7 separate regions of the Homo sapiens genome follow, and all the other regions are linked to region 1. Evidence: chromatin loops called from intact Hi-C (ENCODE). Cell type or tissue: HCT116. All regions are shown on one strand.

Region 1 (4,000 bases):
TGCGGTGGCTCACGCCTATAATCCCAGCACTTTGGGAGGCCAAGTCGGGTGGAATCACTTGAGGTCAGGCATTCGAGACCAGCCTGGTCAACATGGTGAAACCCTCATCTCTACTAAAAATACAAAAATTAGCTGGACGTGGTGGTGCACGCTTGTAATCCCAGCTACTCGGGAGGCTGAGGCGGGAGAATCACTTGAACCTGGGAGGCGGAGGTTGCAGTGAGCTAAGATCGTGCCACTGCACTCCAGCCTGGGCGATAAGAGTGAGATTCCGTCTCAAAAAAAAAAAAAAAAAAAAAAAAGGAAAAAGAAAAAGACTAAGTTATGTCTACCTTTGAGAGCAGAATGTGTTTCAGTGGATAGGCTAGCTTTACTCTCATGCTAGCCTGTCCTTGCAGGGTTTTTTTTTTTTTTTTCTCCTTTTATTTTTCCTTGTGGTTGGGAGAAGCAAGAAAACTGATGCAACACAAGACAGGTGTCAGGGCCCAGAAGAAGGAGTCATGGGGTGGAGATTGGAGGCCTTGATCACTGTGCCTCGCTCAAAACTATAACAACAAATAACAAAAATGTGTTATGAGTGTTGAAGAAGAAAGTTGTCCCTTAAAAGTATGCAATTCCAGCTTTTTTTTTGTTTTAACCTCATTGCCCCAATGAACCAACTCCCAAGGACGTGTCCTCTGGGCAGAACTGGTTTGACACTAGGCCAAGTATCAAACACCACATTAATGGTGTAGGGAAGATGATTATTATGTAATCTTTAGAAACTATCCTGAATACTAATTTGGAAGTCTGGATGACACAACTGCTGTGTTACCTAAGAACACTCTCTCTCTCAACTATTTTTCCTATTTAGGTAACCAGAGAAGACAAAGACCTGCACAGAAAGATCCACCGGATCATTCAGCAGGACTGCCAGAAACCAAATCGTAAGTGGTATAATGTACAAGTGATGCCCTGGTGCCCTGGAAGGGGATACTGTCTCCCGGGGAGCACTGGATGGAGAGTCAGGAGACCCGGGACTTTTCCCAGTAGTGACTTGGAAAGGTGATAGTCAAAGTACCTGCCCTCCCTGAGCCTCCATCTCCTCTCTAAAGGAGTGTTGGGCTAGCACAGTTGTTGTGATCTTGGCTGTACATAAGATTCAACCTTGGAGCCCTCTGAACATTCAGAGCCCAGATTCTACCCTGGGGATTTTGTTTCCATAGAGGATGAGGTGGGGGCTAGACAAGGAATTCTGATACAGTGAGGTCACCACACTAGGACGTTTTGATGTCATTCTGCTTCTCATGTTCTCTCTGATTTGTGTTATTTCCTATTTCATGCTTGCCCCCCTTCTTTGAACACAAACCTGACATTTCCCTCTATTCTAACATCAAAGCCTTTCAGTGTTGGAAGGGATGGTTCTAGACATGACTGTTTATGAACGGTGTAATTCAGTCATCTTGGAAACTGTTAATTTGCAAAAGACATGGTTTAGAAAATAGTTTTGGTAGAGTTAGTTCAGCCCCTAGTGGTTAGACACTGAAACTGTAGCTACTCTGACAAGGAACAATACCATTTCCACACTAGTTAGAGAAGGAAGCATTAGTCTATCTTTAAATCCTATGTAAACTGACCGGTCTTAAAGGCGACTTTTCAAAGTCTAGCTTTTGCAAACACATACTATAATAAGAAGTGTTGGAAAAGTTTGTTAATGACCCCAGGTCCCTGATCTGCCAGTGAACTCCACCTCCAGTCCTTCGGCCCATACATCCCTGGGGCCTGGACCTGTGCCAGGTTGAGTCAGTGGGTGAAGCTGGGCCAGGTTTCCAGCACTGGTGTTTATGGTAGACAGCCCTAGTTAGCCTTTAAGAAACCATGAGGTCGGATCCCAGAGTGGTGTGACAGCAGCTCTTAAAATAAACTCAAAGCAATATATTATTTCAGTGCAAGTGAATGGACTTTGTTCACTTCATTCAGAACAATAAAAGCAAATATCCTTTAGTTGAGGGAAAAGCCCATCTGTCCACAATTGAAGGAGCTTTTGAGAGCAGTGCAATGTGGGATTCCTCAGCCAAGAAGGGATGAGAAGATGCTCCCAAGATAACATCTCTGCAGTCACCCTATTCGCAGGCCTCCTGGCCAGGTTCTTATTTTCATCTGCATTAGGAATAGAATGGATTGAACCCTAGGGCTAGTAAAGCACATGAAAAGAATTCACATTTCATTTGGACTTGGCTCTCTGAAGTGTCCTGAAAGTAGCAGGTTTAACATCTACATCTACCCACAGCTCATCAAGTGGACAGGCCCTGCCACTCAGTCTGTGAATGGGAGCCTCTAAAAGCCACTAGCCAATCACCTGGCACTACTACACTCCCAGGAGCTGAATTCTGAAGCCTGAGCTACTGAGAATGCTGATAAAAGATGTTATAAGGACTGTGTTGGAACCTGCTGTGACCACCCCGCTTCATAATGTTATAACATAGCAATTCAGAATAGTAACGTATGCCCCTCATGAAAAGCCAAGCAGTGCAAAAATCCACTCCAAAAAGCCAGACTCCCTCCCAGCACTGAGCCCCAGCTTCTGTGTTCCCCTCTCCAAAGGCAGTGGTTGTTATTAGTTACTTGCATATCCTGTTGGATATGTGTTTTCTATCAGGGATAAACTATACAGATATGCACTTACAAACATATCATATTATTTATCCTTGACAGAAAACACAAGTGAAGTTTAGCCGACGATATACATTGTCCTACACCTTGTATTTTAGATCTAACATTGCCTTCTAGAGGTCAACAGTACACATGAAAGTGCCTACGTCTTTTCATTAGCTGGACAGCATGCTGTTACATGTATAGGTAAATATCCGACCCTCAGTCTAACCATACCTACTGGGCCTTTAGTTCCTTTCTAGCCTTTCAAACAGAATATAGCCTGGAGTTTTTCCTTGTCAGGATGATTGGTAGAAGGACTTGAAGTCATTTATGAGTGTCTCACAAAGGCTAACCCTTCAATAATGAAAGGACTATGAACATCAAGCCTGTCTTAGGTCCCTGAAGGATTGATACTTGTTCTCTGAAGATGGGCAATGTGGCGGCATTGTGAGGAGCTGTGCTCTGGAGCCACCTTGCCTAGGTTTGAATCCCGGCTTTGCCACTTGCTAGCTGTGTAATGTTGGGCAAGTGCCTTGGGTTCTTTAAATGCAAAGTGGGGATAATAATAGTACCTACAAGATGGGTTTTTATAAGAAGTAAATGAATTGGCATTTAGAAAGTTAGAAGAGTACTCAGTGCATAATTATGATCCAAAAAGTATTAAATAAAAATGAAGTTCTCTTTCCTAATGGCACAAGTGGTAACCCCTAATTCTCTAGCCTGCAGGCCTGAAGGCTCACCCTCTACTTGGTTTAATATTGATCTGGAAGGAGGCAGTTTCAGATAGAATCTGTATGTGGATTTTGCTGTATTATTGTTGGAGTAAAGTTGACAAAATCTGGATTTTGGCTTTCAGTATGGGTACAACAATGGCAAATTATCCAAAAGAGCTCTATGTTGAACATGTCTTTTTATCTCTAACTTTTTACTCTGAAAATATTCCAATTTATCAAAAAAAAAAAAATTAAAAGACTGGTACAATAAACACCGATATACCCTTCACCTAGATTGACTAAAAACTTCAGTTTGTATTTGCTAAGCATGCAGAAATTCTCCTATTTGATCACCAAATCATTTCACACCGAAGAAAATTAACATTTGATGAGTTCCAAAATGGCAGCCTTTCACTAAATGTTACTTTATACCATTAGCTTTTCAAAAATCTCCCATGTATTTAGCTCAGGTTCATTTTTTACTATCCCAGAGCTGGAGAGAACTGCTGCTTTTGGTAGAAACTGAGTACCATATAACACTACTTATACTGGAGGATTTTTTTTTTAAACTTAAGACAAACTTTTAAAAAAGACTTAAAGAAGTTTAACCTTTTGTAGTTATAGTAGTAGGTTATATCTGAAATGTATCTTTA
Region 2 (4,000 bases), 190 kb before region 1:
GATCTGCTCATCCTTAGTTCTAGTGAAGTGGCCCAAATATCTGAGAAGTTAAAAATTATGTTATTTGACAGTGCTTCCATTAAGTAGGACTTTTGGAAGACGAACACACTGGTGAATCCTGCTAGGATAGGCAGGCTCAGGCATGTACCTGGGCAGGAAACGTTCCTTTTCCTAACGTTACACTTTTAAAAACTATCAGCACTTAAAATGTGTAAAAAAGAAGTCCTGGGAATATACTGTAGGTCCCATGGGAAGATCCTAGTCCAGGCTTGTGCCCCACGCCATCACTCTCCATTTAATATAACTCACTTATAGAAAGTTTCCTCTTATATTTCGTTTAAAGGAATCAGTCTCCCAACACGTACCTGGCACCTCAGATTGGCTGTGGAACACACAGACATTGGGGTGGCTTCAGATTGAGAGAGAGGCATCTACCTGTACCTGCCTAGAGCAGGTTATATCCACAAAGTACCTTCCAATGAGGAGCTCCCAGGCCCTGAAGGAGGGCATCTGATTTCTAAGTAGGTCATCACTTCGTGCCCTCTGGAAGTTGGGGAATCCTTAGCATTTTACTGCAGAAGTCAAGGCTTTGTCATTGGGATTCAGGGAAAAGATGGAGGGCCTAGAAATGCCTGCTATGTTTTGGATAAAGAAAGAACAAGCAAAACTTTCCAGGTTTGCTGCCTGGAGACTGTATTCTTAGCAAACAGAGTCATGATCCATCTGCCTAAATGGCTGCAAGTCGAACCCTTCCGGCCAATCCCAAATGTATAGCTGTCAGCAGCAACTTTCACTGAAAGATCAAAGTAAGCAATAACTTGTAGGAAGTAAAAGTTTCCGTGGATTGTTATAAACAGTTCATTTCAGGATAATATTTCATATCAGTTCAGGTACCATCCTAGAAAGCTAGTCACCTCCCCACTGACTGCCAGGCGCATTTAAAGGTTTAATCTCCCCAAATGCCTCCTGATCCACAGCTTATTACCTATTTTTTTAAAAGAAAGTCAGAGAAGGCTTTCAGAGGTATCAAACTGATGCTTAAACAAAGGATTGCAAAGGTGTCCAGTTGCACGTAGGTTTGCATGACATAAGTCATATAGGTTATAGCTGGAATGCAGACAGATTCACTGGTCAGATTTGTCCTTGTAATGAGGCTAGACTCCTTTGTTAAACTGTGTATGAAGCCCCTCCTCTGGGCTCCAGGAAACATACCTATAAAGACATTCTTTGGCTTCTCAGATCCAGCTAGGATTTTTTCCATTGTGCCTCATTCCTTGCCTCGAGCTGTGTTTGAAAAACACCAACGAGCAAGAAGTTGGCACATTTACTAGGGCCTGAAGCTAAGTGTACGAATCTTGGTTACTCCACCAGATCGTTGATCAGCTGGTCTCATTTGGTCTTGGTTTCCATCAGGGAAGTCACCCAGAGCCACAGTATGACTTTCACGGTCCCTAGACACTTTTGCCTTTGTAGGCCCCTTCCTCCATCAAAAAACTTTTTAAAATTCTATTTTACAACTGCACTGGTATAAAGAAGGACATAATCCTGATTAGATTCTGATTATTTTTCCTTCTGATGTTAAAAGTAAACATTTTGTGAGCCCCAAAATGTGCTGTGGGCCTAGGCACTGTGCCCACTTTGCCTACTGGGTAAGTCGAGCCTGAAGGCACTAGGCAGAGACTGGAAGGAGAGCTCTTCAAGCAAGGGGCACCTGGCAAAAGCAGTGTGCCTCAGCATTCTAGAACCCAGTTCCAACTACAACCAAAAAATAAACTAGAAGGAAGAGAAAGTTAGAGGAAGGGAGAGAACCACAGGGTAAGTCAGATTTCAGGTCCTTTCAGAACCTGGGGCCAGGCAGCACAGCAAGAAGAGAAGAGCCCAGTTGGGACGGGACCCTTGCTGTGCATTCCTGTGTGTTTAAGACTTGAGCTTTCATCCCCACCACCGTTTGGCAACAGCCCTGCCTCATACCATCCATGCTGAGGGACACAGTGGACAAGATTGCACTGGTTTTCTTTTTCAGAAGCAGAGTAAGAATGAAGGGAGAATATAAAAAATACAAATATGTATTTTCCTACATGCTTCTATAGATTTTACAGGCTTTCTTGAACTGTTTTTCATACTTATGTCTGCAGATAAGCACATGAGAGCCGATTATAGTGAATGTTTCATACTTTGAGAAGAGTAAAGTTCCATACAAGTACGACAAATATAATTATTTTTATCCTGATTTAAATCCATCAAGTGCCATTCTTACCTCCAGACTCTTAAATAATGAAGCATGAATGTCTCATATGCATAGAGTTCCATAAAGAACATTGAACATTATGGGAGACATTAAAATGAATTAGTTGATAGCACTAAGTACCTTGACAGATCCCCTTCAGCTATTTATTACCATGGAAAAGAATGGAGGTTTTATAGTCAAACAAAGGTCAGGACACCTGATCTGCTATGTAAGCCTCTTGATGCTCAGCAGGGGGCAGGCTGATCAACTAGACACTGAAAAACAAGATCCCAGCACAAAGAAATAGAATCCAAAGTGGAACAATTAAATTAACCTCTATTATACCTGTTACAAGAAATGGGAATGACTCATAAAAAATATTCACGTGAAAGAATTATGGTTTAAATTCTTGAAATCATGTTTTTGGTTATCAGCTTCAACAGTGGGGACCTATAATTACTAAAAACAATGATAAGTATGACTATCATGGTTTCTGATTTTTCCTGCAGGTGGCTATGGTATGGATGTAACCAAGAAAAACAAACGAGATGGAACTGAAGTCACTGAGAGAAGTAAGAGCATCAGAATTTTTTAATTTATGTGTTTTATTATGAAAGTAATAAAAATTTGGAAACAGAATAAGTAATTCATTAATAATTCTACCACAACCACTGTATCATGTTTAAGTGTGTTCCTAAATGGACTTTAATCCTTCTCATAAGACAGCTCTTGTTGATTTTTATGTCAAAAGATATCCTGCTTTTTCTTGAATGATGAAGGTTGTCATTTCCATGTACAGTATTTATAACCCTCATTTTTAATGATGGGATAGGATTCTGCTAAATGAATTCACCATAGTTTATTTTATCATTTCCAAATTTAGGGGTACAGGGCAACAGAAATCTAAACGAATAACATCCTAGTTATTGTATCATAGTTGACCTCTACGCTGAAAATTGAAAACAAATAAATTTATTTTGTGGAACTGCCCAAATAATAAATTCAGAAACATTTAAACTCTCCTCCTACCAACTCTAAGTCAGGAAACTCTTTCACTTATTCTGTGACTTTCATATATCTCCAATAAAAAAAAAATTCTGGCTCCATAGACTTGAAAGTTTTAGTTAGGAAATAATTCACTTTTATGTGTCAAAGAATCCCAAAGGTCTATACAATGAGAGGTTCTATACAATGAAAGCTGAAGGACTATTATTCAAATCAAGCTGCCACTGCACTCTACAAAAACATTTCCTTTTTTTTTTTTTTTGAGACGGAGTCTTGCTCTGTTGCCCAGGCTGGAGTGCAGTGGCGTAATCTTGGCTCACTGCAACCTCCACCTCCCAGGTTCAAGCCATTCTCCTGTCTCAGCCTCCCGAGCAGCTGGGATTACAGGTGCCCACCACCACACCCAGCTAATTTTTTGTGTTTTTAGTAGAGACGGGGTTTCACTATGTTGGCCAGGCTGGTCTCAAACTCCTGACCTCGTGATCTGCCCGCCTCGGCCTCCCAAAGTGTTGGGATTACAGGCGTGAGCCACTGCGCCCAGCCAACATTTCCTTTTATGCATTAAGTACTGTTTCTGGCATGTCCATAACCGCATCTTCTTGCTAGGACAACCAAACTAATTAGCAAAATGCAGTATGAAGAAGGACAGTGTGAATGAGAGTCATGTGGGATGGAGCAGGTGTCAGCGGCACAGCTGAAAGTAGCACAAAATGATCCTGCACCATCTTCCTTTACTCTTTTCTCCTTTCACCACCTTCCCCACACGTA
Region 3 (4,000 bases), 320 kb before region 1:
GGATGATGACGGCATTGCTAACAGAGACAGGGGGCCCAGGTGTGATTTCCATTTTGGGCATACTCAATTTGGGGTGCAGGGAAGACACCTAGGTGGAGATGCTGGGCAGAAGTTGGGAAAGTGGACCTAGTGTTAGGGAGGAGAGGTGGGACTGTCAGTGTCATTCTCACAGATAGGACGGTGGGAGCACTGAGGGGATGTGATGAGCAAAGAGAGAAAGGGTGCAAGGGAAGAAAAGAGAGCCAGAGCCAGCTGACTGCTGAACTCAGGGGCGAAAGGAATTCTGAGAAGGCGCAGTCACAGAAGTAGGAGCAAACCCGGGAGGGAGGAACAAGGCCGTAGGAAACAGCAGAAGAAAGTTTCAAAAGGGAGTTTGCCAGGTGTTACACACCCATTCATTCATTCATTCATTCAACAGAGATTTATCAAGTTTCTTCTATGGAGCAGACACTGTTTTAAGCAATGGGATTCGCATGGTGGCCAAGCAGGCTCCATGTAATTCTCATGGAGCTTACATTCTTGTCAGGGAGACAGAACTACAACAACAAAAGTAAAGAGTATTGTTCTTTTGTAATAATTATCACATTTTGCAATGATATATTGAATCATTACAAAATGTGGTAATTATTACAACAGAATAAATGGAGACAGGGCAGCAAGGATGGGATGGGCTGGTTAAGGAAGGCCTCTGGGGAGATGACACTTAAGCTAAGATTTGAAGGACAAGGAGGCATTACTCATGTTACAAGCAGGATAAAGAGTGTTTCCTTTGGGAGGCCGAGACGGGTGGATCACGAGGTCAGGAGATCGAGATCATCCTGGTTAACACAGTGAAACCCCGTCTCTACTAAAAATACAAAAAAATTAGCCGGGCATGGTGGCGGACGCCTGTAATCCCAGCTACTTGGGAGGCTGAGGCAGGAGAATGGTGAGAACCCGGGAGGCAGAACTTGCAGTGAGTCGAGATCACGCCACTGCACTCCAGCCTGGGCGACAGAGCGAGACTCCGTCTCAAAAAAAAAAAAAAAAAAAAAAAAAGAGTGTTTCACGTGGAAGGACCTGCATGTGCAAGGCCCTAAGGGAAAAAGAGAACTTGGTATGTGTAAGGAACTGAGAAAAGATGCATATGGCTGGAGCATGATAAATGAAGTGGAAGTGAGGTGTGGGGTGCTATTCAAGAGACAGGCAGGGAACAGAGGGCAGCACCTGCAAGACCTTTGGGATGAAGGGAGAAGCTCCACTTTTTTGGCCCTCTTGAACCTGCTATGCTTTACCCTTGTGTTAAAAATTAGCTGGGCATGATGGCAGATGCCTGCAATCCCAGCTACTCGGGAGGCTGAGGTGGGAGAATCACTTGAAGCCGGGAGGCGGAGGTTGCAGTGAGCCAAGATTGCACCATTGCACTCCAGCCTGGGTGACAGCGAGACTCCGTCTCAAAAACTAAACTAAGCTAAACTAAAATAAAAATAATTCAGTGTGAAGATTAGTTCATTCAAAAATCTCTGTGGCAAGCAAGAGAAAGGGTTACATGCCCTTAATATTTCCTCTAATGAATGTCAATGATTCACCTTTTTAAATTATGGAAAGAGATTATAGTCAATCTCCTGCATTCGTGGGTTCCACTTCTGTGTATTCAACCCACTGCAGATCAAAAATATTCAGAAAAAAGTTGTATGGTTGCATCTGTACTGAATATATACACACTTTTATTTCTTCTCGTTATTTCCTAAACAATATAGTATAACAACTATTTATAAAACATTTACATTGTATTAGGTATTATAAGTAACCTAGAGATGACTTAAAAGTATATGGGAGAAAAAATAAAATAAAATAATTAAAAATAAAGAAAAAATTTACAGGGGGATGTATGTAGGTTATATGGAAATACTATGCCATTTTATGTAAGGAACTGGAGCATCCACAGATTTTGGTATCAGTGGGGGGTCCTGGAACCCATCCCCTGTGGATACTGTAGTTCCTTTTATAGCACAGGTCTCAGCCTTGGAGATATAACTGCATTCAGCCACAGTGGGGCAGCAAAGGAAGAACAAAGAGATCAGCCATCAAGGTTTGCAACTCAAATTTTTCTATGTTTAGTATTTGGTGCCAGAGCCCCTAAATTTCTACTCTCTCAAATTGGGTTTTTCTGGGCAGAAAATATGTGTAGGAGCCCTTATATTTCACATTTTGTACAAACATAACGAACTCTGCATAAAACATTTAAAATTCAGGCAATTGTCCTTGTCATTTGAGAAATGCTATGAAATGCCTTCTTTAAATACTCAAATGTGGAGTTATTATTTTAAAATGCTCATAATAGACATCTTTATTTTAAAACCTTTTTTATTTGTATAAATTTAAGGGGTACGCCTGCAGTTTTGCTATGTGGATATATTGTCTGGGCAGACATCTTTATTTCCTAGGACTTGTGCACTCAGTGTATTTTAAATTTTTCTGAAAGCAGAAATGTAATATTATAGTTTGACAACCCTAAATCATTCATGGATTATTAATAAAGCCATATATTTTGTATTTAAGTTAGACATTTTCCCAGTAGTTTACTTTTTCATTTTGTAGCAAAATAAAGTGAGGAAAATGTTTAAAACATTAATTAATGTCTGTACAATGAGTGAAAGCATAACCAAAAATAGATCTCAAATGTCTTGATTCTATTCCCTCCTTCAATGTCATTTCTTGTGACCTGGGTACCAATGGCAAGGGAATCAATAATGACTCGATCTGTATAAGGTCTTAAAAATGGATAAGTTGTGGACTTTTAAAAAATTACAAACATCAAATAATCCCATTATCTATTCATAGCTAATGCCAGAAGGGTACATTACAGGACTTTAAATAGCCCTGAGTCACATTACACAACTTATTTAGGGCGTTAGAAATGTATCCAGTTTTAAGTCGTAGCATGGGGGAAATCAAAGGCAGATGTTATCTGGGCAGAAATTGGATCCAAGATCATGAACTTAATCTCAAGTGTCTAATTTCTATTTTCCATCTACCTTTTTAATTTTTTCAAACAGATGTTGCTAAATAGGAATCTCTTTTAGAGACTCAAATATTTTGAAATATATATGGATTTTTACATTTTCTAAAGCAGGATTAAATTGGACTGCAATTTTTCATGTTTTGTCATCATGTGATCAAAATGATTTCTGATTCTAGAGGACTGAAAAAGGAGATGATATTATCAACAAACATTTCTAAACACTACTGGTACCCTTTATTTTTAAATATCTCAGAATTATAAACTATTGTTTCTGCTTACATAATCCATATACTCACATTCATTTTTAAATGTCATCAAATATATTTATTGATGAAAAAGTAATAGGAAGACAAGCCCAGGTTTGTCTTAAAGAAAAAAAAGCCACATACAATACTAGTTTAACATACCAAGGCCAGAAAATTTCAAATTTTAATCTTCACATTTTGTTTTATACACACAGATTCACTGGTATTGTGCAAATGAGAGACATGGTGTTTTGTTGTTGTTTTGTTTAAGATTTTGATCCTATTGTCATTTCAGTTAAGTCTGTCTTTGTGATTTATAGTTTAAGGTTAGATGTCATAAAAAAAACTCAGGAAACTTTTCAATAATGGTGATAACGGTGAATAACTCTCTTCCTTATGAGTCAAATCTCAATCAGACACCACAGAAGTGTCACTATTCAGCAGCAGTTTAATTTTTTGGAGTGGGAAAGGTGGTTTGCCTTTTTCTTGATCCACTGGGTGACCAGATTGTTACCCAACTATTTATTTTCTAACTATCTAAGGCTATGAGGGCATGAAAGGTACAAATAATAAATTAAAGTCAGTCTGTCCTTAAAAAAAATTATTATGATGAATGCTCAATGTTCCTATGTTTTCTGCGTCTATGGGGTTAAGTATGGTTCCTTTTTGTCAGTTGTTCTGGTGAGTATTTCTCAGGCTTTTAGCCGTGATTGTTTTCTTAACACAAGGTTTTATTCTCTCCCTGAAGCCG
Region 4 (4,000 bases), 150 kb before region 1:
TCAGGCCCGCCAGGGCCCCCTGGGCCCCCTGGGCCTCCGGGCTCTATCAGCAGCTCTGGCCAGGAGATTCAGCAGTACATCTCTGAGTACATGCAGAGTGAGTAGCTGGCCGCCGCAAGCCGTGGGGACAAGAACATGGAGATACAGTCTCTTTGCAAGGGAGCTGTGGTATCATCACAGAAATGAGGCTAAGAGACATGGGACGATGTAGGGCAGTGGGAGTGTGTGTGTGTGTGTGTGTGTGTGTGTGTGTGTGTGTGTGTGTGTGTGTATGTGTGTCTATGTGTCCAGGCCCAGGTCTTCCCCCTGCAGAGCCAGGCCTACAGGCCTATGAGCTCCCCAACACCAGCCTTCTCATAGCTGCCCCCGACACAGCCTCACCTCGCCCACACCCTGGGGAGGAGGCTGGCGCACGTGCTCATCCCCTACACGCACATGCTTTCACACCACACCTTGCATGTGCTCATTTGTCAAATGGGTGGCTGGCTGGAGTCTTGCTGGCCCACAGCCCTCATGGGCCACTTGACCCAGCTCAGGCCTCTGCCTCAGTTTCTCCATCTGTAATTTAGGGGAAGGACAGTGAGGGGAAGTCTAGGCTCCCTCCTGGCCCAGCCTTGGGCCCATGTGTGGGGCGGGGCAGGCATGTTATCATGTGCTTCAGGTCACCTCCGTGGGGAGAACATGTCCTCTTGGGACAGGCTTGACTTTGCTTTGTTCCTTGGTCGGCAGGTGACAGTATTAGATCTTACCTATCCGGAGTTCAGGGTCCCCCAGGCCCACCTGGTCCCCCAGGACCTGTCACCACCATCACAGGCGAGACTTTCGACTACTCAGAGCTGGCAAGCCACGTTGTGAGCTACTTACGGAGTAAGCCCTTCCCCACGCCCTGCACCTGGCACCTTCCTCCTGTGGGTCTGCTTTTGCTCCCAGAGCCTCATCTCCTCGTTTGCTGTTTGCTTTGCCCTTCTCTGGAACATGAGTTTTAATTCCGAATTCATAATAATCGGGCCACTGGGATACAGTGTCAACAAGGGTCTGTCCAGATTCAGGGCGGCCACGCTGGAGAGACACCGAGTGAGCCTTCCGGCAATTGACTAATGTGTTCCTAATTATAGGTTCTTCCCACCTGTGCATGAAGGTTGGCAGCATCTGGCAGGCATTAGGCTAAAGCATGTTCTCAAAAATAAACTTCCTTTCTTACAAAAAAAAAAAAAATCCCAACAACAGTATTTGACTTTGTTATGCTTTCAAAATAGCCTCGTAATACTCCATTCATCCACTTCCCCCAAAGACAAACAGCTCGGTGACCGGGCCTTTCAGATTCTGGAATAGTGAGGGTGTTGCTTCAGTACCTGCTAAGCAGGTAACCTGAGGTTTTCTTCCCGACAGCTTCGGGGTACGGTGTCAGCTTGTTCTCGTCCTCCATCTCTTCTGAAGACATTCTGGCTGTGCTGCAGCGTGAGTCACCTGTGGGGGGATCGAGGGTGGGACTATCTTTGCTTTCTCCTGGCCTCACTCGTCATGCAAACCTTGTCCTCGTCTGAGCCTTGGAAGGGCTGCAAGAGGGAGGCAGAGTCCTTTGGACAAAGAGCCACTTACTGCTCTGATCTGCTTGCTGAGTCAGCAAACCGGCTGGAAAGGGGGCAGGAAATGTCCTCCCAAGCCCCCATGCCAGACAAGCTGGCAGGTGTCCCTTTGGGAACCTGGCAGCTTGCTGGTGTCCCCCCTGAACACCGTGGTCCTGCGGACCCAGAACTCACAAATGTCACGCAGGAGCCAGTTTGTGCAGGGGAGCCCAGGCTGTGGCTGGATCATGGCTGCGACCCCCATGGCCTGGGTGGGTCCTGCTAGTGCATCCTCTCCTCTCCAGGGGATGACGTGCGTCAGTACCTACGTCAGTACTTGATGGGCCCTCGGGGTCCGCCAGGGCCACCAGGAGCCAGTGGAGATGGGTCCCTCCTGTCTTTGGACTATGCAGAGCTGAGTAGTCGCATTCTCAGCTACATGTCGAGTAAGTGTCTGCAGGAGGGGTGGTTGGGAAGGGCCTGGGATGACTGGGATGAGGACTCGCAGCGTGAACTTCCCTGTGATTGCCCCACTGACCCCCACCTGCCAGACTGCACCAACCCCAGCAATGAGCAGTGCTCAGAGCCGTTCAAACCTGTGAGCCTGGAGCAGGTCAAGAAGCATGGCAAGGAAAGCCAAAACGGGGGTCTCAGGCACTGTCTCGTGTGGAGTCTACATACAACTCTCTCTCTCTCACACACACTCCCATACACACACACCCATACTCACACTCCCATACACACACACACTCACTTCCATACACACACACCCATACTCACACTCCCATACACCCATACACACACATATACACACACTCCCATACACACACACTCCCATACACACACACTCCCATACACACTCCCATACACATACTCCCATACACACACTCCTATACACACACTTCCATACTCAGACACACCCATACACACTCACATATGCATACACACACGCATTCCCATAAACACACTCCCATACTCCTGTACTCACACTCCCATACACTCCCATACACACACACTCATACACACTCCCATACACACGCTCCCATACACTCCAGTACTCACGCACACTCCCATACACTCCCATACGCACACTCCGATACACTCCCATACACACACACACTCACTCCCATACACACATACTCATACACACACACACACAGAATGAAGCACACAGGCACACTGGACCTGCTTCTCCGGCCCCGTGGGCCCCTCCGTTCCTCCTTTGGGCTCCTCCTCTCTGCCTCTCTTCCTGCCACCATCTCTTTTCTTTCTTGGACCCCACTTCTGTCCAAACCTCTTCTGTATCCGACCTCCTCTCTGACAGGTGTTTCCATCTGCCTCCCCCTGCCTGATCTGAATCCATCACCTCCCTAGGTTCTGGGATCAGCATTGGGCTTCCTGGTCCCCCGGGGCCCCCTGGCTTGCCGGGAACCTCCTATGAGGAGCTCCTCTCCTTGCTGCGAGGTAAGGCCCAGCAGGGGACATCTGTCCAACTGGTTGGGGAGGAAGCAGAGTCCCTTGGCCCAGGCCAGGACTGACTCCGTGCCCTCCCTTGGTGTCTCAGGGTCTGAATTCAGAGGCATCGTTGGACCCCCAGGTCCCCCGGGTCCACCAGGGATCCCAGGCAATGTGTGGTCCAGCATCAGCGTGGAGGACCTCTCGTCTTACTTACATAGTAGGGCACTGTGGAGTGGGATGGGGAGGGCAGGGGATGCAGCCGGGCCTTGGGGGCTCCCATGGGCTTTAGCAAGGGCAGTCTAAGTGCTCCTGGAGCCTGTACAGTGCTGGGTGCAGGGCCCTGGAGAGCGCCACATGTGCTGGCAAGGGGCCTTCAGCCGTGGCAGGGACAGAGGTGGGGAGAGATGGCTTTCCCAGGCGCAGCCCGGTGTGTGATTAGGGCCGACCTGGGGCTCCACCTCTCAGTGACTGGAGGGCTGAGTTGAATGAGGCTCAGAATTGGGAGTGGGAGAGCCTGACGGGAACAGCCATTCCTGGATGATGTCAGGAAACAGCAGGCTCTGGCCTCCTGCTTTTCTCTCCTCCCATCACCCGGGAGGCCCAGCCTCATCCCCTCCTTTCAGGTGGGGCCCACAGCGCCCCGAGCACAGGCTGGGAATTCAGCTTCCTCCGCAGCACTACCCCGACCTTTCTTTCTCTTCCTTCTGCCCAGCTGCCGGCTTGTCATTCATCCCAGGCCCTCCAGGACCTCCTGGTCCCCCAGGGCCTCGAGGGCCCCCGGGTGTCTCAGGAGCCCTGGCAACCTATGCAGCTGAAAACAGCGACAGCTTCCGGAGCGAGCTGATCAGCTACCTCACAAGTAGGTGCCCCGACGGTGATGCCCCACCAGGCACCCCGCAGGCCTTGCTTTTCCCTGTAAGTGGGGCAGGGAGGCACTTAAAGGGACAGGAAGGCCACACGAGAGCCACTGGTGGGGT
Region 5 (4,000 bases), 460 kb before region 1:
TAGTACAAGCCCTGGGTACTTACCAAGCACTTTAAGATTGTGTACCAGAGTTACTGCCCTACGCTGCACTCCAGTGTGGGGTTTCCATCCAACACTTCCATCCATCCCTTCCAGAAGGTGATAGGTCTTTTTTATTAAACACTCATAAAGTGTTTAGTAAATACCAGATACTATTCTAAGTGCTTTGCAAATATTGACTCATCTAATTAGCTAATTTTCTAATTTCTGTCAATATGATGAAAGTAGTGTAAGCTCATTTTTTGCTTTCATTTTCACTTCTCTAACTACTAGTGAATTTTTTGACCATTTCTTTATACATTCATAGGCTACTTGAGATTCCCTTCTGTGAACTGCCTTTTCAGTGTCTGTGTCTATTTTTCTATTGATCTTTTTTCTTTTTCTTTTGATTTACAGATATCTTTGAGAAGCCTGGACATCAATCTGCTTTAGAAGACTAGAAACTCTGCCTTTATGTCTTTAAGGGAACAATAGTCCTTAACTTTGATACTGTGGCTCTTTAGCTCTTTTTTTCCCTATATTTTTTATATAGTTTTTTGGTATTATTTAGACCTCCTTAACCCCACGGTCATAAAGGTATTCTCCCATCATTTTTTTCTATCCATTAGCTTCATAGTTTTACTTTTTTACATTCAGTTATCTAATCCATCTGGAGTTCTCCTTCCCATATGGTGTGAGATAGGGATCTAACTATATTTTTCTCCATGGGGTGAGCAAATTTTCCAACAACCCATGTCAAACAATCCATTCTTTCCAAATTGGTTTGGGGAAGTTTCCAAATAGACATGAGTATGTTCTGAGCTCTCTGGTTTGTTCATGTGTCAGTACCACAAGGTTTTGTCACTGTGGGTTTTTAGTTAGTCATCATGCTTGAAGGGCAAGTTCCCCATTCCAAATTCTTCTGTGTTAAGATTGCTTTGTCTATCCACGGGCCTTTATCCTCCCTTATAATGTTTAGAGTAAGTTTGTCAAGTTTATGAGAACTGTGTTGGGTTGATGAATAAATGCAAGGAAAACTGGCAACTGTGCAGTGACATCTCATTCATGACCTGACACTGTATATCTGGTGGACAAAAAGAGGGAAATGTGGCTGAGTCATAATGTGCATGGAGGTTGCTGGAGAGGTGGCAGATGAACTGGAGAGGCAGGCTGAACCACACTGTAAGCCAAGCTAATAGAAATGAGCTTGAAATGGGACAGGCAACCCAGCTCAGGCTGCTTTGTGTGTTCACAGGAAACCTGATTACACATTGGGACCATCGGTTTGTAGGATTGCCATGATCCAGAGAAACTCCATAACATTTCTGAAAGTATATAACAAAAATAAAGACCTAGAGGGCCCTGGTCACCCATACGTTGCACTGATGTCAAGTGCAGGGCTGTGTGTCTTCCCATGTCCAAGGGATCTCCTAAAAGAGCTTTCATAAGTAGGTGCCCTGCATAGGTGACAGCAGTTCAATCCAGTAAACAATTTTTTAAGGAACGTACTGCATGGTAGGCACAAGGCTGCCCACAGGAAGCACCAAGGTGACTATGGCAGAGTCACTGCCCTTTGCATTCACAATCTGTATTAGGGGAAAGACAGAAGGGAACATCTACAGTTAATTCTAATGCAATAAGATGGTATCATTTAGTATATGCCATTTTAACAGAAAGCACAATGGGAGCTCAGAGAATCTAGATACTGGTATCTGAGACCTTACTTATAGGAGGACAAAAAGACCCAAATATGACTGAGCAATCAAAGAACCACAAGGAGGTAGAAAGGCGCGTGACATGTTCAGCTCATAGGAAAGAGATGCAGGGGGCATCAACACAGATGGATGAATGGATGAAAGGATGGGTGGTCGGACATATCAATTTATGCTGATGAAACAAAATGTTTGATTTCCAATTTTCTGGATTACAGAAGACTAGTCACCACCCTGCTCCCCTGTGTTGTTGTAATAACAAGAATCACTAGGTGGCATTATAGTATCAAAGTCCTCACCTTTCAGAGCCTCTAGGAGAAACACACCCAACAAGATCGCGTCAGCCCCTAATTTAGACAAATGAGTGCTTCTATTCATCTCATTTCTCATTATATCCACTTAATTTATTTCTTGAGCACCTACTATATGTCCAGCCCTATGTTGCATACTGTGGAGAGAGAATACAAAAGGAGTTGAAGACACGATCTTCTCCCTTGAGGAGCATCAGGAGAAGCAAATTGTGCACGCCAACACTCCCCTTAAAAGATTTTCTGACAACAGTCCGAGACAGGATATAGTAAGCACTGAAATGAGGATGTCAGTAAATAAGGTCCTGTGTAATCTGGCCCTTTCGACTTTCTGGTGCCAGCTCCCATCACTCACTCCTTGTTACACTGGTTCTTTCAATTCCCTGGGTAGCCATGCTCTTTCCCACTGCCTGGAATTCACAAATGCTGATCTTCCTGTCTGGAATACTTGACTCTCTCTCTTTCTCTCTTCAGCTGGCTGGCTCCCATCCAATCTTCTTTCAGATCTCACTTCTTCACATTACTTTCAGTCTCACTTCCCCAGACTACCTTTTCCAGCATTGTGTATTCTACTTCTTGCATCATCCCACAGTGGTAACTAATGGCCTAGTCATGTAAATAGTTGCTTAATACCTGTGTTCCCTACCACACCGTCAAACTACAGGAGCTCTAAGATGATGCACGTCTTCTTCACCCCTGTCTCCACTGGTGTTAGGGGCTGAATTGTGTCCCTCCAAAATTCATAAGTTAATGTCCAGATGCCCCCTACTTCAGAATGTGATGGTATTTGGAGATAGAGCCTTTAAAGAGGTGATTAAGTTAAAATAAGGCCGATCAGACTGGTATCCTTACAAGAAGAGGAAAATTGGTCACACAAAGAGACACGAGGTATGTGATGTGTGCACAGAGAGGAATGACAGTGAAAAGGAGACTATCTGCACAACAAAGAGAGGGGCTTCAGAAGAATTCAAACCTGCTGACACTTTGATCTTGGACTTCTAACCTCCATAACTGTGAGGAAATCAATTTTTTTGTTTGTTTTGTTTTGTTTTGTTTTGTTTTGGTGTGGAGGCGTTTGAGACGGAATCTCACTCTGTTGCCCAGGCTGGAGTGCAGTGGCACAATCTCGGCTCACTGCAACCTCCGCCTCCCAGGTTCAAGCGATTCTCCTGCCTCAGCCTCCAGAGTAGCTGGGACTACAGGTGCACACCACCACACCCAGCTAATTTTTTATATTTTTGTTAGAGACAGAGTTTCAACGTGTTAGCCAGGCTGGTCTCAAACTCCTGACCTCAAGTGATCCTTCTGCCGTGGCCTCCCAAAATGCTGGGATTACAGGTGTGAGCCACCACACCTGGCCTCAATTTTTGTTTTCTAAGCCACCCAGTCTGTGGTATTTTGTTATAACAGCCCTAGCGAACTAACATAACCAGCCAGCACTCTGCTGTATAAGTAACTGTTCAGTGAATCACTACTGAATGAGTTCTAAAGTAAGGAAGCCCAGTGAACCATGACATCTTAAAGAAAGGTACATGGTAGACATGGCTCTTGAACTTGACCTTAAATGATATGTATGAGTTAGAGACACGGAAGGAAGTTAAAAGAATCTCAAGTATGGGGAACAGCACTGGGCAGAAACCAAGGCAAGAATCCAAAAATCCTGCTTTAGGCAGGGTGAGGTCCCTATCAGGTACTTGTGGACACTAAAGTTGACAAGAGGGCATGGGTGAATAGCAGAGAGCCTTGGAAGGATAGAAGAGAAGTGCCTCCAAACTCAAGGACTAGGGACAGTCAAGAACACACCCATTTTTTCTGCCAGATATCTCAAATACATGATCATGAGATATACTACCTCTGCAAAGCTCCTTATTTAAACCTGGATAGAATCGCCTCTTAGAACTTCTCAGGTGCGTGCTGTAACACAGTAATAAGAACAGTATTTATACCCAGTGTTCACCTCTTCAATAGTACCCAGTGAAGATA
Region 6 (4,000 bases), 390 kb before region 1:
TTTTTAATTCTTCTTCTAATTATTAGATGTTCAAATAATACTATTATTATTTAATGTTCACATAATACAATTATTATTTAGATAACTATATAGTTACCAGAAGCATGAACGTATGTTTAAAAACATGAAAGGAAACAAATGGGAACGTTCATTGCTTAGTCTAGGAGATTGTCTTAAACCTACAGCAGAGGCTGGATGAGGTGGCTCACACCTGTAATCTCAGCACTTTGAGAGGCCAGGGTGGGAGGATTGCTTGAGCCCAAGATTTCGAGACCAGCATAGGCCACATAGCAAGACCTAAAGCAGTGGGTCTCAACCTAAAGCAATGGGTCTCGACTAGAAGTGATTTTTGGCCTCCTTCCCAAGGGACATATCACTATGTCTGGAGACATGGTTTTGTTGTCACAACTGAAGGTAGTGCATAGGGAAGGGGGACTCTACTGTCATTGAATGGGTAGAGACCAAGGATACTGCTAAACATCCAGTGATGGACAGGACAGCTTCTATCCCACCTCTCCAACAAAGAATTATCTGGCCTAAACTGTCAACAGTGCCAAGTTTGAGAAACGCTGACCTAAGGAAATACATCAGCTCCTAAGCTGATAATTTATCACCAAATGGGCAAAACATCCAGTTGTTGTTATTTTCCTCAAAAAACAGGTAACCTTAAGGTCAGCTTAATTTGAGCAAAAGGGAAGAATGTGGAAATACAGGCCCTATATACTCAACAAGGCAGATTTACATAATTTTATTTAAAACATCTCTGTATTAGTCTTTGTATCTCTCTGACATGAGTCTGAAACTCTGAAGTCACCCCCTTGTGATGGACTCTCCGAGACAAGAGTCGGGAGCCTGGAGTGACATATTCTCAACACTCTAGCTTGGAGGCCAGCTGCATTATGCAGTCCACATCCCAGCAAAGCTGCTCTGCCCTCCAAATCCAGACCTGCAGGAGCTGGTTTTGCAAACTTCCTTTTGGAAGCATCTGTACCCATTTCTCAAGTTTTCAAGGTGTCTTGAAAACTTCCAGACACCTCTTGATAGCAATTCCTTCTATTTCATTGTTTGGAAAGATTTGTTCATTCATTTAACAGATGTTTTTTGAGCATCCACTATGTGACAGGCTCTCTCCTAGCTCATGAATAAAAGAGACAGAGTTCCTACCCTCGAGAACGCACATGGGTGAAGGGGACTGGGGAGGGGAGATGGATGAACAAATAAGAAAATGCTGGATGCAGTAAGTTCAATAAAGAAAGGAAACAGTGACCTAAGATGCCTGGGGTGTGGTGGGGGAACTACCTCTGTGGAGCAGTCAGGTAAGGCCTCAGTAGTGTTGGCTGTGCCCTTAAACATTCTGGGAGGGAACCAGTTCACCAGCCCCATCATTCACATTACTCTGCGCTGGGCTAGAAGTTTCATGCATAGGCGTGACTCGGAAAAGGGCTCCGCATTTCAGTAGGGCCCGCTAAAAAAAAGCTCGCCCTTTGCTATTTGTTGACTTTGCCTCCGAAAAAAGGGACAGGGAGCCCCTTGTAAAAGCTGAGCAGGGCGCCCCAGATGTTAAACATTCCCGGGCTCCTGTGAGGCGCTGGGTTTGCTCGGGGGCTCTGGGTTCCCGCTTCTCACCTGATGTCTTTGGCCTTGAGGACGAGGCGGGTCCTGTGAGAATAGGGGCAGAACCTCATGCTGTAGATGCGGATCAGCCCCTCCGGGACTGGCCCTGGGGGCTGGCTTCCTGCAGAGCAGCGATGGAGGGGGACAGGGAAAGGAGAGGCTAGTCAGCCCGGTGAGGAAGGAGCTCGCTCACTTGCCCAGATCCCAAGATGGCTGTGGGAGCTCCAACTCCCAAGTCCCAGAGAGGGCAGTGCTGCATGTGGCTTTTCTTCAGGAGAGCCCTCCAAGTCCCTTCCTGCCCCGCCGGTCTGCAGGCCAAGGCCAGGCAGCTCCGCCGAAGCCAACATTTTCTGTCACGCGGCGCCCCCAGCTCGCGGACCCCATGGAGAGCACTCACCTTTCCCCAGGGTCCTGGTCGCATCCCCAGACATGGTCTCCAGGTGGTTTGCGCAGCTCCCGGAGCTCACGGTCGCCGCCCTGTGGCTCGCCACCGCTGCCGCAGGCTCCAGAAACAGCTGCGCTCTGGCGCGCACCCCTTGCCCCAAATTTAATTTTTGAACTACTGGGCTCTGGCGGGGCACGGGGAAGCGATCTGGAGCAGGAGCTAGGGTAATTTAACCTGGGGAGACATCGCCCCAGATTTGGAAGCCCGAGAGTAGGAGCTGGCAAAAAACAAAACAAGACAAAATAACACCAGAAAAGCTCCCCCTTGCTCTGGACATGTGCTTAAAGCTTTGGAGGGGCCTCCTCTACATCAAGAATCCCTCAAGAATGGGCATTTAAACTCCAACATGGATTTCAAAGGAGTTTAATCAAAACTGACTAGGGTAAAGCTGACTTTTTTTTTCCCATTCTGAATCTCTTGCATCACTAAACTGGCCACTCTTTGGTAAGTAAGTACAGCTTTAAAAAATAATAAGGCCAAACATTCTCATGATACAGCAACTAGGAAAGAAAAAGTCATTGGTGTTGAAATCTCACATACCCCAGAGAGTGAGTGCCTCCTAGACACCTAGACAACTTTGGTGTCTAGACAACTCACATTTTGCACCCTAGACACCTCAGTTGCCTCATCCCAGTCCTGGCCCTACTTGTGAGATTTTACCCAAGCTCTGAAAAACTGGCAATGAATAAAATTAAGATACCTGGAGGCAAAGAACAATTTGTGAGCTTCCCCCGTTCCCCAGCATAAATTTTTGAGAACACTCTTACTAGTTGCCAAGGATACATTGCCAACAGCCCAGCCATATAGGGGCGACTTGCACAGCTTTTCTGTTTACGTGAGATAATAGACGTGGCTTTGGCTCTGATGCTGATAAGCTGAGATCCTGAATTTCAGCAGGTAAAAAAATAATTCCTTAAATTTTCCAGAATTGAGCTGATGTGGGAATTGCTTGTAAATGCATTTTGTAGGATTAACAGATCATGAAGGAAAGAAAAATATTTTCTGTGTCTCACTCATACTGACTAAATTATTTCCATAGATTACCTTGATTCCTACAATTGCTCAGTCAGGCAACTCATATTATTTCTACTTTTCAAAACAGAAAACAGCTTCAGAAAAATGAAATTATTTGCCCAAAGTGACCAGCTAGTAGGGTTGAAGAACTTTAAAAGTCCAAAGCTTGACTCGTTGTCTTGACCTTTAAAACTGGTAATAGTGTTAGGAGGAAAGGATTTTAAGTCCAGGAAAAGATATAGCACGTAATGGCTGCTCAACAAATAATACTTGAATCTAAATATCTTTTATTAAAATGACAGAGCCTAATTATGTAGCTTATAACTGGGTACTGTTTGGCCTTTGGAATTCCAGTCTATCCAGAACTTCTTGGTTAATAATAGTGTTAACATTTTTTGCTAGTGAATAAGAATCTTTGCAAATCTTCAGAATAGTGACTCAACTACATTTTTTGCTGTCATTCAATGATTTCATGTGAAATAAGCTTAGATAATAATATGGAAAGTATTAACATTTTATAAGAATCAGGGAATGGCAAAAATGTTTGAATAAATGTTCTCTGAAAATAAAATGCATATATGTCAGCAAGAAATCTGGTGTTGGAGAAGACATATTGGTTCCCGGCTTGCTACGCTGACAACTTTTCATTTAAGAAGACAGAGAAAGTAACAGAGTAACTTCTACTACTTTGGAGCTAATTCTGATCAAGAAGGACAAATTGGATGGTAAAATAGAAGCAAGAAACACAACCATGTCATCTTAGAGCTCCTGGTAGGTAAGATGACTTCTGGGCATACACATGCATCCCTCATATAAAAAAAGCAGATTTCAAGATAGTTGAGAAAAATATATCCATAGCCTAAAAAAGGCCATAAGAGGGTTGCAAAATCTCAAAATCAAAATAAATTATTACTAATATATATTTGG
Region 7 (4,000 bases), 740 kb before region 1:
CTTACCTCCCTGTGGCTTTCTTGAACATTTTTTAAATTTCATTTTTATTTTTCCATAGCATTTGAATGTATCTCTTTGCATAGCTTTTTTTTTTTTTTAGTGGTTGCTCTAGGTATCGCATTAAATGCATGTAATTTATCACAGCCTGCCAGTTTTTCATTTACCAGTTTGAGTAAAGTACAGAAACCTTACTTTCCTTTATGTTCTTTTACCCTCCCCGACTTATGATATAGTTATCTTGAGTATTTCCTGTGCATACGTTTAGAACCACATCAGATAGTGTTACAATTTTTGTTTCAACCATCAAAGATAATAGAGAAAACTAAAGAAGTTAAAAAAAATTTTATTTTATTTACCCATATTTTTGTTTACTGGTGGTTCTTCCTTCTTTCTTGATGTTACAAAGTTTCTTCTTTTATCATTTCCTTTATTTTTATAGTATTTCCTGTAGCCATTCATTTAGAGTAAGTCTGCTGAAAAATCCTGTTAGTTTCTCTTCATCTGAAAATGCCTCCATGTCCTCTTCATTCTGTTCATTCTGTTTTTAATTGAATATTGACAAATGATAATTGTATATATTTATGAAGTACAAAGTGATGCTATGATGTATGTATACAATATGGAATGATTGAGTTAAGCAAATTAATATATTCATCACCTCAAATACTTACTATTTATTCCTCCTAACTGAACCATTGTATGTTTTAACCAATATCTTCCCATATTCCCAAACCCCAGACTCTGGTAACTATCATTCTGCTCTCTATTCCTATTATTTTAGATTCCACATATAAGTGAGAATATGCAGTAGTTGTATTTTTGTGCCTGGCTTATCCCCTTCGTTCTTGAAGGATATTTTTATTGATGATGGAATTCTAGCTTGGCATTTCTTTATATTCAGCACTTGAAATACATTTTGCTGGTTTCTTATGTGCAGACAATGAGAAATCAGTTGCATTTGAATCATTTTCTTCTATAGGTAATCATTTCTTCTTATAGGTAATGCATCATTTCCTTCTTCCTGCTTTAAAGATATTTCTGGCCAGGTGCGGTGGCTCATGGCTATAATCCCAGCACTTTGGGAGGCCAAGTTGGGAAGATTACTTGCATCCAGGAGTTCAAGACCAGCAGTGAGATCCTGTCTCTGCAAAAAAAAAAAAAAAAAAAATCAGCTGGGTGTAGTTGTGTGTGCCTGTGGTCCTTGCTACTCAGGAGGCTGGGGCAGGAGGATGGCTTGAGCCCAAGAGTTTGAGGTTACAGTGAGCTATGATCACATCACTGTACTCCAACCTGGGCAACAGAGTGAGACTCTGTCTCTTCAAAACAAAAACAAACAAAAAAAAAGGAGATCTTCTGTGTTAAGTTTTCAAAAGTTTGCTTGTGACATGCCTTGCTATAGATTTTTGGAGAGATTATTCTATTTTGGAGATTTATAGATTTTGGGGGAGATGATTTGTATTATTCACACAGCTTCTTGAATACATAAGTATGTCTTTTTTAAACTAATTTTTCAACTTGAAGTATATTTGACAAAGACTGTATACATTTAAGGTGTATAACATGATGATTTAATATATATGTGTGTATATATATAAATTCACCTTAAACTAATTAACATATTCCTCACTTCAGATAGTTACCCCTGTCTTTCTTTTTTGTAGGTATGTGGTTTGCAAAATTTGGGAAGGTTTCAGCCATTATTTTTCCAAGTACTTTTCCATTCCTGTCCTTTGTCTTCTGTTCTTCTGGGACTCCTAGAACATTTATACTAGATCATTTGTTACAATCCCACAAGCACTGAGACTGTTCTCTTTATTGTTTTCAGTGTACTTTCTCTCTGTTGTTCAAATTGGGTAATTTCTACTTTTCAACCTGCAAGTTCAATTAATCTTTCCTCTGTCCCTCTGTTTTGCTGTTGAATATATCCTTTGAGATTTTTATTTTCAGTGATTATGTTTTTCATGTCTAAAACTTCCATTTGGCTCTTCTTTATATCTTCAATTTTCTTGCTTGAACTTTCTATATTTTCATTTGTTTCAAGCACATTTGTAATTACTCTTTGAAGTATTTTTACAATAACTGCTTAAAACTCTTCATCAGGTATTTCTAACATCTCTGTCTTCTCGGTGTTGGCATCTATTAATTGTCTTTTTGCATTTGATTAGGTATCTTCCTGGCTCTTAGTGTGTCAAATGGGTTCTGGTTAAAACCTGGATATATTTAGTATATAAGATGCTGGATCTTATTTGAGCCTTCTGTTTCAGCTGACTTCTGTTCAGCTCTGGCAGGGGAAGGAGAGCGTGTCACCTTGTTACCACCAGGTGGGGGTATATGTCCACATTGCCTCCTGGGCGTCCATTGGCACCTAGGTAGGTGGAGCTGGACAGAGGTGAGAGTCCTCTGTCCCCACCAAACCTCCATTCATACCTTTCTGGCTGGGAGGGGTAGAAAGGTGCTCATTACTGCTTCCCAACTGGCCTCCACTGACACAAATGGGTAGAAAGTGGGGGCTGGGGGGGCACTGACGCAAACGGGTAGAAAGTGGTGGGGGGCGTTGGTTTCATTACCACTGGGCAGGTGTGAAAGTCCTGACTCTCCACCAGGCCTCCTCTGACACCACCCCAGCAGGGATGCACAGGGTGGCTTCATTATTGCTGGGTGGGAGTACAGGAGCTTTCTACTGACACTGCAGGCATGGATGCCTCATCACCACCTGGAGCAGATGAAAGTCTCAGCTTTCTACCTGGTCCTCTCTGACACCATTCCTGCAGGGGAGTGCAGCACCTCCTTACAGCCTCAAGAGGGTGGAGGTCTAGCCTCCCATGTAGCCATTGCAAGTATGGGGGTTGGGGGTAGCCACAGTTTTTTCTGTGGTGTTTGGCTAGAGTAGAGCCATTAGTGTCTGAAAGTCCCCTGTCTTGTTAGGCTGCCTCTTTCCTGGTCCTTTGGCTACAGACAGCAGGAATTGTATTGTCTGCACCCATTGGCATTTCTTGGTCACTGGTTTCTTCATCTCTAAGACACCTCTAATGACACCACTGTGTCATTTCCTTGGGTCTTAAGGTCCCTAGAAAATCTGCCTTCTTTCCATTTTTCAGAGTCCTTTTATGTTTGTTTTATAGACAATGTCCAGGGGGTTTATTGTACACAGCAGAAGGAGTAAAGAAAAGTATATCTATTCCATCTTCCCAGAACTGATTATATCTATTTTTGTTTACCATTATATCTTCAACAGCAAACCAAGTTTCTGGTACAGAGTAGAAGACCCTGTGTAAATAGTTGTTAGATTCATTAGAATCGATGAACACAACTAAATCCAATTTCTCCCAGGATTTAAGTAAGCCTCTTCCACATGTAAGCCTTTGGTGGATCTAGGCTCTCTCCTAGTCTATAAAGGGGCTCCTTTAAGAATTAAGTGACTTTCATTTTCTGTAGCAGGTGCATCCCTGAAGATTTGTGTATCTGTCAGGTTGAGGTAATCATAGAACCAACATTATAGGTTGTGGTAAGGATTAAATAAGGAATCCACATAAGCACTTAGAAATACCTCTGTCAAGTTGTAAGCTCTCAATAAATACCATTGTTGTACAAAAAGCTGAATTTTTGTCAGTTGGATTCCATTTCTTACTGATTTGCCTTATCATTCTAGAGGCGATGTCACTTCATTTCTGACTCATTTTCAACTTAGCATGGTCCCCAATGCTTAGTTTCTCAGCCTTCCTCACGGTCTTTGTGACAAGCCATCGGTAATCTACAAATGGACTGGCAGTTGGTGCAGCTAAGGGTCTTTAGAATTCATTGAATTCTGCAGTTCCTTCTTTTGTTCAGCACTTACATCACTCCCTAATTGTTCCATTTTATAAACTCACATATTTGTTTCTTGAATTCTGCATGTTTGGAATTGAGCATAATTAGCTCTTACATCTACATGCTACATTTTATACAAGCTTTCCATTAGCTCTTACATCTACATGCTACATTTTATACAAGCTTTCCATTG

Evidence for each region. Peaks named below come from ENCODE experiments on the same cell type or tissue, not always from the same donor. Only the 100,000 strongest peaks of a DNase experiment are listed, where the experiment ranks them.
Region 2: a loop joins it to region 1, with 10 times the contacts of the local background. A loop is called at or near these places in 20 of 110 quality-filtered maps.
Region 3: a loop joins it to region 1, with 9 times the contacts of the local background. A loop is called at or near these places in 82 of 110 quality-filtered maps.
Region 4: it touches region 1 in a loop (6-fold over the local background); 28 of 110 quality-filtered maps call a loop at or near these places.
Region 5: it touches region 1 in a loop (5-fold over the local background); 8 of 110 quality-filtered maps call a loop at or near these places.
Region 6: a loop joins it to region 1, with 7 times the contacts of the local background. A loop is called at or near these places in 5 of 110 quality-filtered maps.
Region 7: it touches region 1 in a loop (8-fold over the local background); 2 of 110 quality-filtered maps call a loop at or near these places.

Annotation. Positions count from the first base shown.
Region 1 is chr10:103,885,998-103,889,997 of GRCh38, reverse strand. It overlaps STN1 (STN1 subunit of CST complex), which reads left to right. Exons shown (of 10, transcript NM_024928.5): 9 at 854-926. Among named protein-coding and RNA genes, the nearest start is that of STN1, 30 kb to the left of the region's middle. In HCT116, a CTCF peak has its summit at 1,513; DNase peaks (open chromatin) are centred at 1,497 and 1,757; H3K27ac peaks cover 1,576 bases.
Region 2 is chr10:104,079,421-104,083,420 of GRCh38, reverse strand. COL17A1 (collagen type XVII alpha 1 chain) reads left to right here. Exons shown (of 56, transcript NM_000494.4): 2 at 2,737-2,799. The coding sequence starts at 2,748. Among named protein-coding and RNA genes, the nearest start is that of COL17A1, 4.5 kb to the left of the region's middle. In HCT116, a CTCF peak has its summit at 2,475 (motif pointing right); a DNase peak (open chromatin) is centred at 2,480.
Region 3 is chr10:104,207,822-104,211,821 of GRCh38, reverse strand. CFAP43 (cilia and flagella associated protein 43) reads left to right here. Exons shown (of 38, transcript NM_025145.7): 6 at 3,998-4,000. Among named protein-coding and RNA genes, the nearest start is that of MIR609, 9.1 kb to the left of the region's middle. In HCT116, a CTCF peak has its summit at 2,040; a DNase peak (open chromatin) is centred at 2,041.
Region 4 is chr10:104,034,503-104,038,502 of GRCh38, reverse strand. COL17A1 (collagen type XVII alpha 1 chain) reads left to right here. Exons shown (of 56, transcript NM_000494.4): 45 at 1-97; 46 at 730-867; 47 at 1,390-1,458; 48 at 1,871-2,011; 49 at 2,940-3,029; 50 at 3,130-3,240; 51 at 3,736-3,882. Among named protein-coding and RNA genes, the nearest start is that of MIR936, 12 kb to the left of the region's middle. In HCT116, no CTCF peak of the experiment used is centred here; no DNase peak of the experiment used is centred here.
Region 5 is chr10:104,348,342-104,352,341 of GRCh38, reverse strand. CFAP58-DT (CFAP58 divergent transcript) reads left to right here. Exons shown (of 2, transcript NR_108036.1): 2 at 415-1,041. It also overlaps a transcript of CFAP58 not described here. Among named protein-coding and RNA genes, the nearest start is that of CFAP58-DT, 3.2 kb to the left of the region's middle. RefSeq lists enhancers at 117-226, 247-296, 1,055-1,114, 2,345-2,464, 1,935-2,859. In HCT116, a CTCF peak has its summit at 1,981 (motif pointing right); a DNase peak (open chromatin) is centred at 2,001; H3K4me3 peaks cover 381 bases.
Region 6 is chr10:104,272,961-104,276,960 of GRCh38, reverse strand. GSTO2 (glutathione S-transferase omega 2) reads right to left here. Exons shown (of 7, transcript NM_183239.2): 2 at 2,012-2,276; 3 at 1,627-1,735. The coding sequence starts at 2,045. Among named protein-coding and RNA genes, the nearest start is that of GSTO2, 5.8 kb to the right of the region's middle. In HCT116, a CTCF peak has its summit at 2,108; a DNase peak (open chromatin) is centred at 2,070; H3K4me3 peaks cover 2,129 bases; H3K27ac peaks cover 1,448 bases.
Region 7 is chr10:104,621,127-104,625,126 of GRCh38, reverse strand. It overlaps LOC105378464 (a long non-coding RNA gene), which reads right to left. Exons shown (of 8, transcript XR_007062285.1): 8 at 335-529. Among named protein-coding and RNA genes, the nearest start is that of SORCS3, 18 kb to the left of the region's middle. In HCT116, a CTCF peak has its summit at 2,302 (motif pointing right); a DNase peak (open chromatin) is centred at 2,326; H3K27me3 peaks cover 2,266 bases.